Regions from separate parts of the Homo sapiens genome. Here region 1 is linked to region 2. Evidence: chromatin contacts called from ENCODE Hi-C or POLR2A ChIA-PET data. All regions are on one chromosome and are shown on one strand. Each heading gives the region's core, a stretch centred on a gene start or an enhancer-like site at or near the end of the contact. The rest is flanking DNA. Distances are from core to core; before and after follow the strand shown.

Evidence for each region. Hi-C counts contacts between places; a loop is a spot of excess contacts on that map. ChIA-PET counts read pairs that join two places held with the same protein, here RNA polymerase II (POLR2A). Pooled maps may share reads with other maps.
Region 1: a loop to region 2 is called in a map of A673, with 1.9 times the contacts of the local background. The contact joins two enhancer-like sites. A Hi-C loop is called at or near these places in 1 of 168 maps with a recorded cell type or tissue (A673), 2 of 37 single-sample maps with no recorded cell type and 4 of 50 pooled maps. POLR2A ChIA-PET finds 5 or more read pairs at or near these places in 2 of 52 experiments (A673 and GM12878).

Annotation. Positions count from the first base shown.
Region 1 is chr3:102,031,684-102,039,153 of GRCh38, forward strand. No RefSeq gene overlaps it. Among named protein-coding and RNA genes, the nearest start is that of RDUR, 95 kb to the left of the region's middle. Within about 2 kb of position 4,493, at least 2 of the 41 ENCODE cell types and tissues checked have a DNase peak (open chromatin) inside an H3K27ac peak, as active enhancers do; they include GM12878, where a contact is called at or near this core.
Region 2 is chr3:102,178,647-102,186,131 of GRCh38, forward strand. No RefSeq gene overlaps it. Among named protein-coding and RNA genes, the nearest start is that of RDUR, 240 kb to the left of the region's middle. Within about 2 kb of position 1,690, at least 10 of the 41 ENCODE cell types and tissues checked have a DNase peak (open chromatin) inside an H3K27ac peak, as active enhancers do; they include GM12878, where a contact is called at or near this core.

The sequences.
Region 1 (7,470 bases), core at 3,243-5,742, 140 kb before region 2:
GTAGGACTGTAAATCTTTAGTGTTCTTCAGGATTGACTGAAAAACTTGCCCATCACAACATAGATCTTAATCTGTGGTATAGATCTTAATTAAAAAAATGTTTTCTCATTATAAAGGCACTACATGAAGAAGACACTTTTTATATATAATTAACATATGAAAGATGCTCATTCTCCTTAATAATCAAGGGAATGTGGATCAAAATCATAATGAGACATGACGAAGTTGACAAAGATTTTACTCAAGTGTTGGTGAGGATATGGAGTAAAAACAACTTTAATATACTGCAAGTGGGAGTATGAACTGACACAGTCACTTTGAAAACAGTTTGGTATGCCTGGTAAAACTGAACTTGTGTGTGCTCTTTGATATAGCAATTTCACTGGAAACTCTTCTTGCATGTGTGTACTCAGACATAAAAAATTACAAAAACCCATACATGGATAAGTCGATTGAAGTATATTCATATAAGGAAATACTACAGAGCAGCAAAAATACATGAATTACAGCTACATGCATCAACATGAATAAATCTCCAAAATATAAAGTTGAGAGAAAGAAGGAGGACATGGAAGAATACATAAGCAGATGCTAAATTCCATTTCGAACATGTTAAATGTGAAGTGCTTACTGAACATCTTTGTGGAAATATCCAGGTTATGGGTGGAAATGCGGATCTGAAGCTCAAGATTCAGGTAATAGATATGGGCAGTATTTAATGAAGTGAGAACTGAAGCCATGAGTGAGATGGCAAAGGAGATAGAGGTAAGGTGGGTGATGGTAACCACTCTAATGAACTTCTGAGTTTAGTGAGTGGAATGATGAAATAGAAAAGGAGAGGTTAGGTAGGAAAAAGACATTGTGGTGTCAGAGGCTGAGGGCAGAGTTAGGACAAACTATATAATGTGCAGGGCCTCGAGCAAAATAACATTGTGGGGCTTGTTAAAAATTTATTAGGAATTTCAAAATGGAAACAGGAGAGGCTTAAACCAAACACAAAGTTTTTCTAAGCCTGGGGCCCTGGGTTATTGCATAGATTGCACATCTGTGAAGCTGGTCCTGGGAAGAATTTTGGGAAGCAGCAATCAATGGGGTGAAATATGTCAGAGGGATTGAGAAAAAAGAAGAAGGAAAAAAATGTAAACACTTAAATCCTTTTTGCTCCTCTGATTATGGATGTAATATTCATTATAGAAAATGTAGAAAATATAAAAATGTATTAAAATATCTGTAATTTTATACTCTTAATAACCCTTAATCTTTACTGTCTAACCTTTACTGTTTTTGTGATTTTTTCCCCCACTCACTTCCTGAACAGACACACACCGGCATATCAACATTTTAATTGGCACTGTACTCTATACTTTTTGTTACTTTTTAAAATTTAACAGTGCATCATAGGGATTTCCCCATGTCCTTAAATGTTCTTGGTGAAAATGATTGTTAATTAAAAAAGCTAGATGACTAATTGGTCATTGGTGACTTTGGAGAGGCTGACTTTGTTAGTCAAATGCCACATAAGTGAGGAATAAATGAAAGTTGAAGTGGAGGCATCAAGTATAGACACTTTCAAGAAGTTTGATGGTTGCAAAAGATACAGGAAAGGTGGTACCTCATGGAAGTAGAATGGTTAAGGAAACTTGGTATGAGTGTAGGAAATCTGAATGTAATTGCAGGCTGAGAAATAATTCCAGAGAGGAAGAGATGAATGTGATGACTGATGGAACACATTCTTGGAAGAGTTGGGACGACAGTGGACAATGTAGTAGCAGGACAGAAATGCCCTCTTCTGAAAAGTAGTAAAGTAAAGAATGGACTGCATGTGCTAAAAGTACAGAAAAGAAAAGATAATTAAATTTGCATCATGTAGAACATTATTAGGAAACTGGAAGACAACGGAGAGGGTAGACTTTGAGGTTACTGATAACACTTTGCTATGGCAAAAGTGATAGAGGCTCATCCAGAGATAAGTTCTAAAATTGTGAACAGCAGTGAGAGCCCTCCTGAGGCTAGAGAAGGATGATTTTGGAATGAAAATAAGTGACCCAGGTTCAAGATTTTCTTTGGTAATATTCAGCAGCATATTCTGGGTACTAATGGGAATAATCTTCAAGTTGTTCACTGTTAGAACCAAGAGTGGGTAAGGAAGCATGTCAAGGAGGAAGTGAGGTAATTAAGGAAATCGAGGGATGAACAGGTTGAAGGCTATGACTTAGCAGCAATTCCAGTAGATGTGAGAGAAGAAGGATACGTTATGGTCAAAGAAGGAAAATTTAGAGTTAAAAATCTCATAAGGAAGTAATTCTGCAGTGTCAGATGCAAGGGCAAATTTTGGATGGGTACATAAGTGAGGGGTGCAGAGGTGGTGTAAGAAAGTTGAGTTGGAGCATGAAGGGGCCATCTGTATGGATATTGAGATTAACAAGATGTTGCCATGGAATGAGTTGGGAGATTTTAAGCCAAAGGCAAAACTATCAAAGAAGACACTGAAGGGCCCAGACATGGATTGAAAACAGCAACAAGGAGGGAGCAAGGGCCTAGGGAAGTATGTTTCAAAAGGCCAGGCATTGCTGAGAGCTCATGGTAGAATGGTGGTATGGAAGTGGCTGGGAAGAGATAAGAGTATATTGCCTCCTAAGTAATAATAATTCTTAGGAGTGGCAGGAGTAGACAACACTGGGGAGTTTTGACCTACTGTCAAGTCAATGTGAGGGGAAGAATAATCCAAGAGGAGCTTGAGGATGTAGGTAAGCTTGTTCACAGTCAGTTGGATTCTACAGGCCACAATGTTGGGTTTTGGCCTACACATCTGGTGTCTACTGGGAGTCCATGTACTCATATCTATCTCTGACCTCTGGTTTACAGCACCCCTACTATGTCACCATTAAATACCCTCTTCAATTAATATTCCTCAAGTCTTCAAAGTCTCCCATTTTTTACAGCATACCTGTTAGTTTGAGGAGTGACAGGAAAGATTCTACAGAGACTGCCAGACGTGTTAAATGGGTTGGCAAGAATAACAGAGTAAGTCACTGTTGAATCCAGAAGAGGAAAAGATAGTAACAAGCGACAACAGCAATAACAATGAGGAACTCAAAACAAGTGTCTGGTTGGTGAAGAGCATAGATGAGTCCAGCACTCTCATATTTTGTCTTTGCTTCTCCCTTTAAAGTATCTGTGCAGTATAGACAAGAGTCAAACTGAAAACAAGGTTTTCTTAAGCGCTTTGTGGAGTGTGGCTACTGTCTTTGATGTTCATGAGAAATCAGAACTTTTAGTAATAGCAACTGAAACCCAGACATACCAAAGTAAGGAGAATGAAATTTTTGAATAGATATTAATGTTGATGTTGGCTTTACCTTTAAGCACATATGTTACCCATCAATGTTTGAATTGTAGGCTGTCACTCTTTATATATGTATGTCCTTTGTTCTCTTATTCCAGGGTGCTTTGAGCACATTCTATAATTTTTTTTCCAGCAACTCTATGCAGCCTAGGAACAAGGATGGAGAAATTAGATGCAGAAATGTAATAAGTCTTGAGGATTAGTAAAGGCACTACCCCTTTCTATTTAAAAGAGGCTTAGATTTATGGTTTGAGTAATTTTTAAAGTATGACATTTTAAACTCCATACATTTTTATTAGGTTGTAAAGTCTACTTTATGTCACCAGATAACAATGTCTTGAAACATGGAACCATTAAAAGATTATGTGGTGTATGATGCACAAACAAACTGTGGAATTCACAGGTACATGTGATTTGGCATAGGTGCTATAAAAAGATAAAGTTATTTGATAGCTTTTCCAATGAAATAGTAAACAATGAACACTATCCCTCCATATAGCAAATAAAATTCTAACTGATTAATGCATTTCATATATATTTTTTACAGTGCAGACAAATAGGATTTATATAATTTTGTCAATAAAAGATTTAAGCCAGTTATCAGTCTTCAAGTGTTTGTGATGGATTATTATGTGATAGACATTGAGATGGAAAAGAATCTATTCTTGTTTCTAGAGGAACTCTAACTAGAGGGACAGTGCACACAGACACACACACCAATCAAACATTGACTTGAGAGAGGAAAAGTGATTCATTAAAGACCCCCTACAAGATGATCTATTTACTCACTGGGTTCTAAGAAACTGAAGCAATTGAATCTTTCAGGGATTTCTGTTGCATTTTGATTGTCTGTCTAAGAGGCCTAGTTTTACTGAATTTATTTTCTCATACTATTATTATTATTAATTTTAAAGTTGACCATTTTTACCTTCATTTATAAATGATACTTGTTATGGTAAGGAATCATGACGTCAAAGATTCTGAGAGCAAACAGACTCTGGAGGCCACATAGTTCTAGAGATGAGGGCATTGAATCCCAGAGAGGTGATGGGTCTGGGCCAAGGCCTCATAGCTCTGCTAGTTGACAGTAGAGGCAGAACTTCTGTAGGGATCCTTAGCAGTACCGAAGGTGTTGGTCACTAAGCTGTACCTAGTGCACGGATGTGGGGAGTTGTGCTTCTGTGACTGTAGAAGAAAGAGTGGGGGAAAAAGGGAAGTTAAACCCTATCCTTCAGTTAACTAGAGAAGGGAAACTAGAAATTGATGAGAAGAGCAAGTATCAAAAAGATGCTAAGAGAGCCTGAATCTCTAGATCCTTGATTTGGTCATAATTCCAAAGAAAGGACTTAAATGTGTTGAATTTGAGAAGTTATTAAGATTTGGTGTTGACACTATAAGTTAAGTATTAATGAAAAAGTTACCAAGTATTGCATTTTAATATTCTTTTTTTCTTTTAAATTGCTAGCCAGAAATCACCTTTGAAATATGTGTTCTGTATAATAATTAAGCATTTATTTTAAAATAGAGCTCTGTTTTATTGTACCAGATAAGGAAGCACACTTATTTCCATCTCAGTAAACTGTACCTGAAACGTGGTTAGTGAACTGAAAATCAAGACCATTACTTCATCTTGCTGAGATATTTTTGGAGCTAATTATCAACAAGTCTTATAATTTTAGGTTATCACATTTGATATCCATGATATCTAGGTCCCTATGGAAGCTATGGAAGTTCTTGATAAATGGGTTAAGTAGCAAAGAGATAAGAATGAGCCCTGTGTCAAGCCACTGGGCAACTAACTCAGGTGGGCACAGATTCTGAGCCTGGGGAGTTTAGTCATTCAACTCTACGTTAAACCACTGAACGCCACTAGCATTTAGCCTCTACTTCTTCACTGGTATTCATGGAGATTATGAAAGATGAAATGTATTATAAACTCTAAATACACAATAGTTATGGAGTTCTGCTCTTATACTTAGTTGAATTCTCAAAAATGGAAATGAACTCAGCCTCATATAATGTGTTCTTAGTGCATCCACGATGTCTTCTAGTGACCTATCATTTCCCCTTCTTAAGTTCACAAGCTATCTGTTTATTAATGTCGTGGATAATATTTTATTTCTTTTTCTTTTTTTCTAGACACAAGGTCTCACTGTGTTGTTCAGGCTGGTCTTGAACTCCTGGACTCAACTGATCTGCCCACCATGGCCTCTCAAAGTGGTGGGATTACAGGCATGAGACATTGTGCTCAGCCTGCCTTTGATAATATTTTCATTATTTGAGTTTGTGAAATCTAACTTCATTCTTCTTTTGAAAACGGAGACCTTAATTTGCTTTTCGTCAGTTACCTGGCACAGCTAGCCTTCTCTGCATTTCTTTAAAGATTCTTGAGATTCTTTCCTGTCTCACTCTCTCAAAGAAAATAAGTATAAGTGAATTACCACTAAGTACAAAGAACATTAAATTTAAACTTGCATGTTTCTAATGGGAATTACCATTTCCAAAGCAATGAGTGTGTGTGACTGTGTGTTTATGTTCATGTCAACATAAATATGTGTTTATGTTGGAGAAAAGTTTACGGCAGAAGAAGGTACCAGTGGCTTACTTTTATTCTCCCATGGTGTCTGAGGACCAGGAAAGAGTTAGAGAAACAAGCCTCCATAAACGCAACATATGGAGTTAGAACCTCACTATGTTGAGCTTGCTTTTAACTTTATTTTCTACTTCTAGTTCTTATTGGCCAGAGTATAGGCTTTTAATGGGGAAGACTTATAGACCGAAAGAAATCAAGAATCTGCTGCCTTCATAGAACTCATTTCTACATTGCAAATCCTGAGTATGTTGACTTCAAGACCAATTAAAACAAAACCAAATTAAATAAACAAAAACAGCTCCAAACGCCAATGGTTATTTCAGACCACAGAGGGGTAAATAAAAGCTTGAATGCTTAAAACCATTGGTTTTGATAAAAGTTATTAGAATTGATGATGCCTCTGCCAAAAATTCACAGTGCCATTGGCTGATATGGCTTTCCCCCCAATTAAAGCTTTCATCTTTAAATGATCTGTGAATAGACAAGACCACATAGTTTATACTTGTTGAAAATGCTACCACATTCCCTTTTTTTTTGGACAAGGTCCTGCTCTGTGGCCCAGACTGGAGTGCAGTGGTATGACCATAGCTCACTGCAGCCTTGAACTCCTAGGCTCATGAGATTTCTTCATCGGCCTCCAGAGTAGCTAGGACTACAGGCCCAAACTAGCACACTGGGCTAATTTTTAAGTTTTTTTTTTTTCTAGAGAGAGTGTCTCACTATGGTGCCCAGACTGGTCTTAAACTCTTGGCCCCAAGATATCCTCACCTCAGCCCTCAGCCTCCCAAAGTGTTGGGATTACAGGCATGAACCACCATGCTTAGCCCCACATTTCTTTTTTCTTTCTTTGTTTCTTTTTTTTTTTTTTTTTTTAACCTTTGTAAGCTTGACATTGTAAAGATTCTTCTAAATTAAGCTATGAGGTTTGCTATTTTGGGCACCCTTCTCGGCAAGCCCATGCCTTGTGACATTACTTCTGCTTTGTTTACCAATAGTGTGTGTCAGGGCTGCTGGTTGTGGCAAACTCAGCCACAAGAGAAGAAGCTGAGAGAACTTTATCTCTCTCACTTGAAGGCACCAACATACTGGAAGGGGAATCTGGAAGATCCGGTGGTCATAAGACATATCATTTATGCATGGTAACTTCTCTCCTAATGAAGTTTAGCAACTAAGATTGTTTCTGGTTTCAGTCTGAAAGAAGGTTCCTATTCATGAAGTACTTCTTGTGTGAAACGGCACACAGTCATCATTTACTTCACAGCTGAACTTTGGTATGAGCTGCTTAACTGCTTTCTTTGACAATAGTTTTTAACCTATTTGCATATTTCCATCAGATTAATCTTTCCAAATCATGGTTCTGATTGTCAGGATAATGATGTATCTACAACTCCTGCCCAAGATAGAATTTCCTTCCTTCCTTCCTTCTTTCCTTCTTTCCTTCCTTCCTTCCTTCCTTCCTTCCTCCCTTCCTCCCTGTCTTTTCTTTCTTTCTTGGAGTCTTGCTTCTTTGCCTAGGCTGGAGTGCAGTGGT
Region 2 (7,485 bases), core at 440-2,939:
GCATTTTTCTTATATGGAATCAGTGGATACAATCAAAATAAAATACAATCAAATCAAGAGGTAATGGTAGGCATGTATTATTCTACGAGTGTGCATATTTAATAAAAATATAAAAAGCAAGCAAACAAAACCCACTCCAAAACTTTAACGTATTTATAGATATTTAATTATTCTTCTCTGTATCATGCTCCTTCTTGTTCCTATTATAAATTACAACAAGGCAAATTGTTGGCTTATGTGTCAGGGTATTTTTACTCTTTGTACTGACAATTTGCATTTCTTTTTCAATACTATGGAGAGGAAATGAGCTCTTGGTATAGTGTCCCAAGGATATGAACAATTCAGGCTAACATGCAGTAATTTTCCTTTCTGACAAATAATAAATGGAAAAGGAAACTGGAGTTGTGACTAAATGTAATGCTTGAATAAACATGTCACTCAGTTCAGGGGTCAGCTCTAGTCATAGTCTTAATTATTATTATCAAAATTGAGTTGTGATTATTGGAGTGGAATTGTTTTAATTTTTATGTCAAGACAGCTAAAACATCACAATCATAGCATCAAATGTCCGTTTGGCAGTTTATGATTATTGTCATTTACCGTATAAATGTACTAAATTATTTTTGAATACATAGCCATGGCTTTTGAGATGGCTAAAGGATACTCACTTTATTCTAATGAGAAAAGGAAAGAATGAAAGTAATTTATCTACTGATTTCTTTCAAGGTTTACAGAAAGTCAGGGCCAGGTCTTAGTAAGTTCGCTGGAGCTTATGAGGAGCCTGCTTCTTTGCCACAGTAATAAATGTTCATTACCTAAAAGCAGAAAGGAAGGCATCTCCTTCTTTATCAGCTTCTTGGTTCCTGGATTTGCTAGCATTAGAGCAGGAAGGAAGCAGCTGCCCAGATTCTAGTCTGAAGGCGTGCTGGAAAAATAGGTCTTTCTTATTTCTTTAAATGAAAGAGAAAGATTCCCTGGTCAGTAGGCAAAAAATTGTAGCTGCCTTTAGACTTATTCACACCAGTAAAGAAAATGGTCCACAAATATCTTCCAGTTTGTTCATGTTTACTCTGTGCGTGTGTGTGTGTGTGTGTGTGTGTGCATGTATGTGTATCTGAGTTTATTTTCATATCATAGTCATCAATATATTTTTGGAAAACTAGTCTTGCAAGATGATTTCTGAAAACTCCTCTGGTCTTACAGCATTTCTCTTCTTGAAGAGTCATAATACCTACTAACATAATAAAGGTACTGGAGAGTCTCAAAGTAAAGAAACACTTGAACTTGATTTGACCCAGAATTTCCCTAGCTTCATTTGACCATGAAGCACTTTTTCTCATAATGATTAATAATATTTCAGTTCTGTAAACATATTTAAGAAATGCTGAATTAGATGATTTTTCCGAAGAAATTCGAATGAACATAATACTCTAATGACAGAGGAATGTAAAAATATAGGCACCTGCCAGTTTCAATGTCTCTGCCGGCTTCTTTAAGCTTAGCTTAGTCAATTCCACTTCCCAAAGCCTAGATCTGCTAAAGTATTATTAGGCCCACAAACCCCGTAAAATTCTTTCTATGCAAGTAGCAGCTGATAAAGGGGCTCGCTAAGGTTTTTTATTTTTATTTTTTAATCTTAACTAGAGTGTTCCTTTTCCTGTAATACGCTGCCAAGCCAGTTCTGTTAGGCGAGTCAATTAAATTACTTCCTGTCTCTTCTATCGTCTTCTACCATCTGATACTCAGTGACGTTGGGACCAAAAAATGTAGTTTTTTCTAAAAACATACGCTCATCCCAGGGAAAAAAATAGCAATGAAGAAAAAATGTTCCTCAGCTATCTGAGGATTCCAGTCCTTGGTGGTACTTGCAAACAGCAACAAGCTACATTTAACAGCACAGATCCGTTTGGTGTCTTACATTACTCTGTGAATAGAAATTTGGGCTATTTTCCTCTAAGACAACAGGAAAAGGTCTGAATTTCTTTGACCTTTGCTTGACGGTGAAAAAAAAAAAAGTAAAGAAAAGCACACAGTTATTAATTAACTTCTGTGAAAGATACTTTATTTGATTAATGGTTCACAGCTAAATTTAAATTAGGGGAGATATGCTGAATGACTACATGTTTACCCAGATTATTACCAGGTATGCTGCCAGGAATTTTATTAACCTGTAGGCTACTTATGATCTCTCTTCCCTCTACCCACTCCACAAACAAACACCAAAGAACTGGTCTACCAGAGTCAGACTGAAATCTTGACTGAGGACACAATGTAAATAACTATTAGTGTGTTTGAAATTAAGACAATGGATATCTTTTCCAGGTCATGGTGCACACATGGATTTTTAACTTTCTTAACAGAGCACATAACACAACAATGATTTGGAGTTGTCTGGATTAAATCAGATGGCAAAACCTGGTGATCAACATAATAAAAATTCCCTTTCCCCCTTCTTTGTCATTTCAGACAAAACTCTTGTGTGGATATCAGCTAGAAGAGGGTAACTACTGTCTTAAAAGAGTATTTCTTTTAAATCTTTTTAGCGTAGAAATGTCATAATACACAGAAGTAGAGAGACTAGTATGATGAGCTTTCATACACTAATCAATCTGTTAAAGAGCTAACAACATTTTGCGGATCTTGCTCTCTCTCTTCATTCCTCCTTTTTTTTCTCTTGAGTATTTCAAGCAAATCCCAGAAATCATGTCATTTTGCAGCATGCATCTCTAACTGGTGAGCCTTTTCTATTTCATAACAAGCATGCCATTGCTCAATCTGACCATTGAAAATAATTCCTGAATTTTGAGTCTATATAAATCTCCTCTATTTTCCCCCAACTTTTACCCTGACCCATCTCTTGATCACTTCTAGCCCCTCAAAGACTCTCGTTTCTAGGAATAAGTAGATCCACGAAGTGGAGGGCATTTTTGCCTTCAATCCAAAGCATCAACTTAAAGTCATCACATCACTTCCAAATTTCCCTAACTCTGAACTCTGCTGCTACTACTTTAGGGCATAGTTTCAATATCCATGGATTGAAAGCAAGGCCAAGTTATTTTGGTGACAAGCCAGAGATGAAATTCTAGAATGCATTCCACCTAGAGTCTGCTTCCCAAGCCCTTCAGGAGGCACACAGCAGGAAGTGGACTTAGCTATTGGTTACAAAGCAGGATTTCCTCATAGGGAGTAAAGTGTTTTCTTTTCATAAATATAACCTATTTATTTATATTTTCAAGTAATCTATTGCAGCCTTAGTTGTAGTAGGTCACTAGTTCATGCCTTCAATAAACTGTCATTTAGTGCTTACTGTGTGTGAGGCATTGCACTAGTAAAGAAAGAGGATATAAAACAAAAATCACTGCATAGAAAATAAAGTGCAGTGGGAATTTGGAAACAAGCTGTTTTTTACTTGAGTTCATGATGGTCAAAAGGCGCATTTGACTTGGGCCTTAAAAGACTTGTAGAATTTGAACAATTAGAGAGGAAGAAAAGCCATTGTGGGGGGAGGAAAGAGAGAGCAAGGCACAAAGGTGGCAAAAGTGAAGCGAGCTGAGCAAATAATAAGGAGATCAGTCTGGTGAAAATGACACTATCTTCAGGACAAACATCGTGGCTTATCGTGACCAGCTGTGCAGTTAGGTGTAGATATTATGTAATCACCCAGTAAGGAGAGATTCCAGTAACTGCTATCAGCCACTGCTGCCAGGAACTACTAATCAGGCAGCATGTCTAGAATGTTAAGACGATGATTATTAATCAGTGGCCAACCAAGAAAACTGATGCATGGCAGAGGCATCCAGTCCAATGTGATATAATAATTAATCCAACTGGATAATATTTTACCTCCGAATCCAATCTAGTGGTTGGGTCAACAGGCAAATACTCTGTTACTATGCATGTGAGAAGAAAAAGAACTTTTTAGCATTCTCAGGAGGCTTGCGAAGCTCAGGCCCCACTAAGTGAAGCCTCTTTTGTTGTGGGGCTGGATCCTCCTTAGATCTTCATAGAACAACCTCACATGCTTTTTTAATTTTCTTTCTAAGGGTCAAGACACTAAAACTATGTTGTTAATACAGATATAGCAAAATCTTCCTGACCCCAACCCCAAGCTTGTTATTGCTGTCATCCTTCAGCTAAAGAATGGACTCAAATTGGTGGTGACATTACTGATTTAGGTTTGCTCTGCTGTGCTCAACACTGAGATTAAATGTTCTGGATCAGAGTATAACTTTATATCAGACTAGTCCATACCTTAGTCCAGGCCATGTGCCTTATGAAGCCTGAGAAAAAGTGTGTTCTCACATGGACACAGGGAGGGGAACATCACACATGGAGGCCTCTCAGGGGGTTGGGGGCAAGGGGAGCGGGGGTATTATGTAACAAACCTGCATGTTCTGCACATGTATCCCAGAACTTAAAGAAAAATAAAAAACAAAACAATAAAAAAGTGTGCTCTCTTATTCTTCAACATGAACTAGAAATGCATTTTTTTTTTTTTTTGCTAATATCTTATCCTGTGTTTATTATGTGCTAGGCTCTGTGTCTGGTGCAACATAAGCATTAGCTAATTTAATCTTTATAACAACTCTATGATGGAAGTTAATATAATTATATCTTCATTTGAAAGTGGAGGAAACTGGGGTTGAGAGAGGATTAGTAATTTATGCCAGGCTACATAGCTAAGTGGCAGGGCTGGTTTTTGAGCCCTGCTGATTTTTCTGACAGAGCACAAAGCAGGGACGGAGGCCTGCATGTTGGGATGGGAAAGCAGGTGGGGAGAGTCCATTGATTCCCTCTGCCTCTGTACCTCTTCCTGTCTTCCTCATTTCTATTTCATTTCCCAACTCCTCCATCTCCCAGGTCCTTTTGTGTAATTGTTTAGTTCATTTATATAATTAACTGGTTTCCTCTTTCCTCAGGCCTTGCCTACTAGGAAATTGCAAGGAGAGCTAGCAAGTGAATGAATGAATACATACAGCACAATATAATGAATGCCAGATTAGGGTTGTTTTAGGGGCACAAAGAAATAAACAATGGAAATGTGAGGCCTGGGAAATGATACTTGAGCTCTGTCTTTGAGGAAGAGGTGCAGGCCAGTTGAAGTAGTAGGAAGGGCTCTCTAGGCAGACCTACTAGTTTTTGTATAGTCCCAAAGTTGGGACAATAGCCTGACACAGCTGGAGGCCTGCTCCTTGTTGGAGATAGCCATAGTGAATGCAGAGTGCTTTCTGGCAGTATTGGGAGATGAAGCCAGAGAGTATGGAATGTGCTACATTATGAAGCATTTGCGTGCTCAGTTAAGGAGTTTGACTGTCAGCCTGAAAGTTATAGGAAATTGCTAAAAGGCTTTAAGTTAGGGAAATGTCTAATTGTGTATTTTAGAAGTAGCATTCTGGCTGTAATCGCCACTTGCATAGCCAATTTCTATGCCTGGAGAAGGAGACCCTGAGTTTGCACCAAAATCATACACTACTTACCTCAAGAGATTTCAAATACCTCCATCACCCTGTGATCGTCCCTGTTGGAAGAGTTAAGTCTTTCACCTACTGTCTGATTTCAGAAGTCCTGCTCGGTTGGGTGCAAGGCAGCCTTTGCAAATTGGCCCTTAAGGAGGGGTTGTTGTGGCAACCACTCTAGCCTGCACACTAGGTGCAGGTTTTACATGGACATTCAGGTCCCTCTTTCTCTCAGCACTCTTCCCACCCACATTATCATGCGTCTCTATATTCTGGGCCCTTGCATTACCATAATCATTTTTTAGGTGGTGTTTTCTCTGCTGTCACTCCTGAGGGCCGGGGGGAGTTCAGGTGAGCAGCTCTGCAGAGGGTAAACTGAGGCAAGTGGGAGGGTAAACTGTGTAGCAGAAGCGGTAAATGGCATCAGATGAGCCACATCTAACAGACATTTAAGTGTCCTTAGCCAAGATAGACCTGCAGGCAGCTTAGAACAGTGATGCTCAAACTTTTTGCTCACATACCACTTAAATCCTACAGCAGAACTATGTACCTAATCATGCATTTTGAAGTTGGCACTTGTAATTATTCATTATATGTGTAAATAGCATTACTAGAAATTACGTTACTCTTTTTATTTATTTATTTATTTATTTTTTGAGACGGAGTCTTGCTCTGTTGCCCAGGCTGGAGTGCAGTGGCTTGATCTCCACTCACTGCAAGCTCCGCACCCCGGGTTCATGCCATTCTCCTGCCTCAGCCTCCCGAGTAGCTGGGACTACAGGTGCCCACCACCACATCCGGCTGATTTTTTTGTAATTTTAGTAGAGACGGGGTTTCACAGTGTTCTCCAGGATGGTCTTGATCTCCTGACCTGGTGATCCGCCCGCCTCGGCCTCCCAAACTGCTGAGATCACAGCAGTGAGCCACTGTGCCCAGCCACGTTACTCTTTTAAACGTGTACCATGGAATCCAGATACTCTAGCAGTTTGATACACTCTACCACCTATTTAGCCAACTGACCTATGACAAGGTGCTCTAACAGCATGATCAAATAGTAATGGGGTTGGTAAATGCAAAAATGATCGAGGGAGTGACAGCCATTCTTCCATGGACTTGCATCTCATGTCAAATTTTGCCACCATGCAGATACTGATGAACAAACATTAAGTAGCAAAGTTACTTCAAATCAGTTCTTGCTACTTTTTCTGTAAACTCAGTGACACACCAGCCCTCTGTTCTTTTATGTGCTTCAACTACTCTTTGTCTGAAAGAGTCACTTAAGGCCAAGAACAACATTCTATGGAAAGATTATGTTATATGAATAATTAGCACCAGCCATCTAGTATTCCTGTTAAGCCATTAGCTGGAGTCAGGACTTAGGGAATCAAGCCTAGCATATAGTCTGTTAAAACAAATATAGATAAGTGTCTAAAGTATGTTTAGCCAAGCCACATATCTGAATTCTCTTAATTATGTCAAAGAGCCAATTTCCAATATCCATCATGCTGATCAACAGGTCAGTATTTCTATTAATTAAAACCCATTTCTGACATTCACAATATTCATTTAGAAAGCCTCAGTTCTAATGGAGACGTGGATAATGGAAGACTTTTGTTAGCTGTATTTGGATTAGAAAGTTCCCTTTTAAATCCCCATCTGATCACTCCTGGACCGCATGTTTTTCATTAAGGCAACGGACTTCTCCTATAGTGAAAATTTAAACTAATTGGAACAAACAAAAAATACTATATATGTTGAAATATTTTAAGATTATTTATAGACATTGTAAAAATTCATTAAAAAAATACATGAACACATTTTCTTATCAGTCAGAAGTTTGAGATCGTTTTGTTAGCTTCTTGTAGTTATATTTCTATCCTACTTTTTCCTTTCTAATTTTATCTTATTCTTTAAAATCCTATCTTAATTACCCTATCTCATCTTTCTATAACAAAAATATTTACTGGAGCTTAAGTTATCTTGTAATTTTCTCTGACTATAAGGCTTTAAATGTAGAAAAAAATTATAC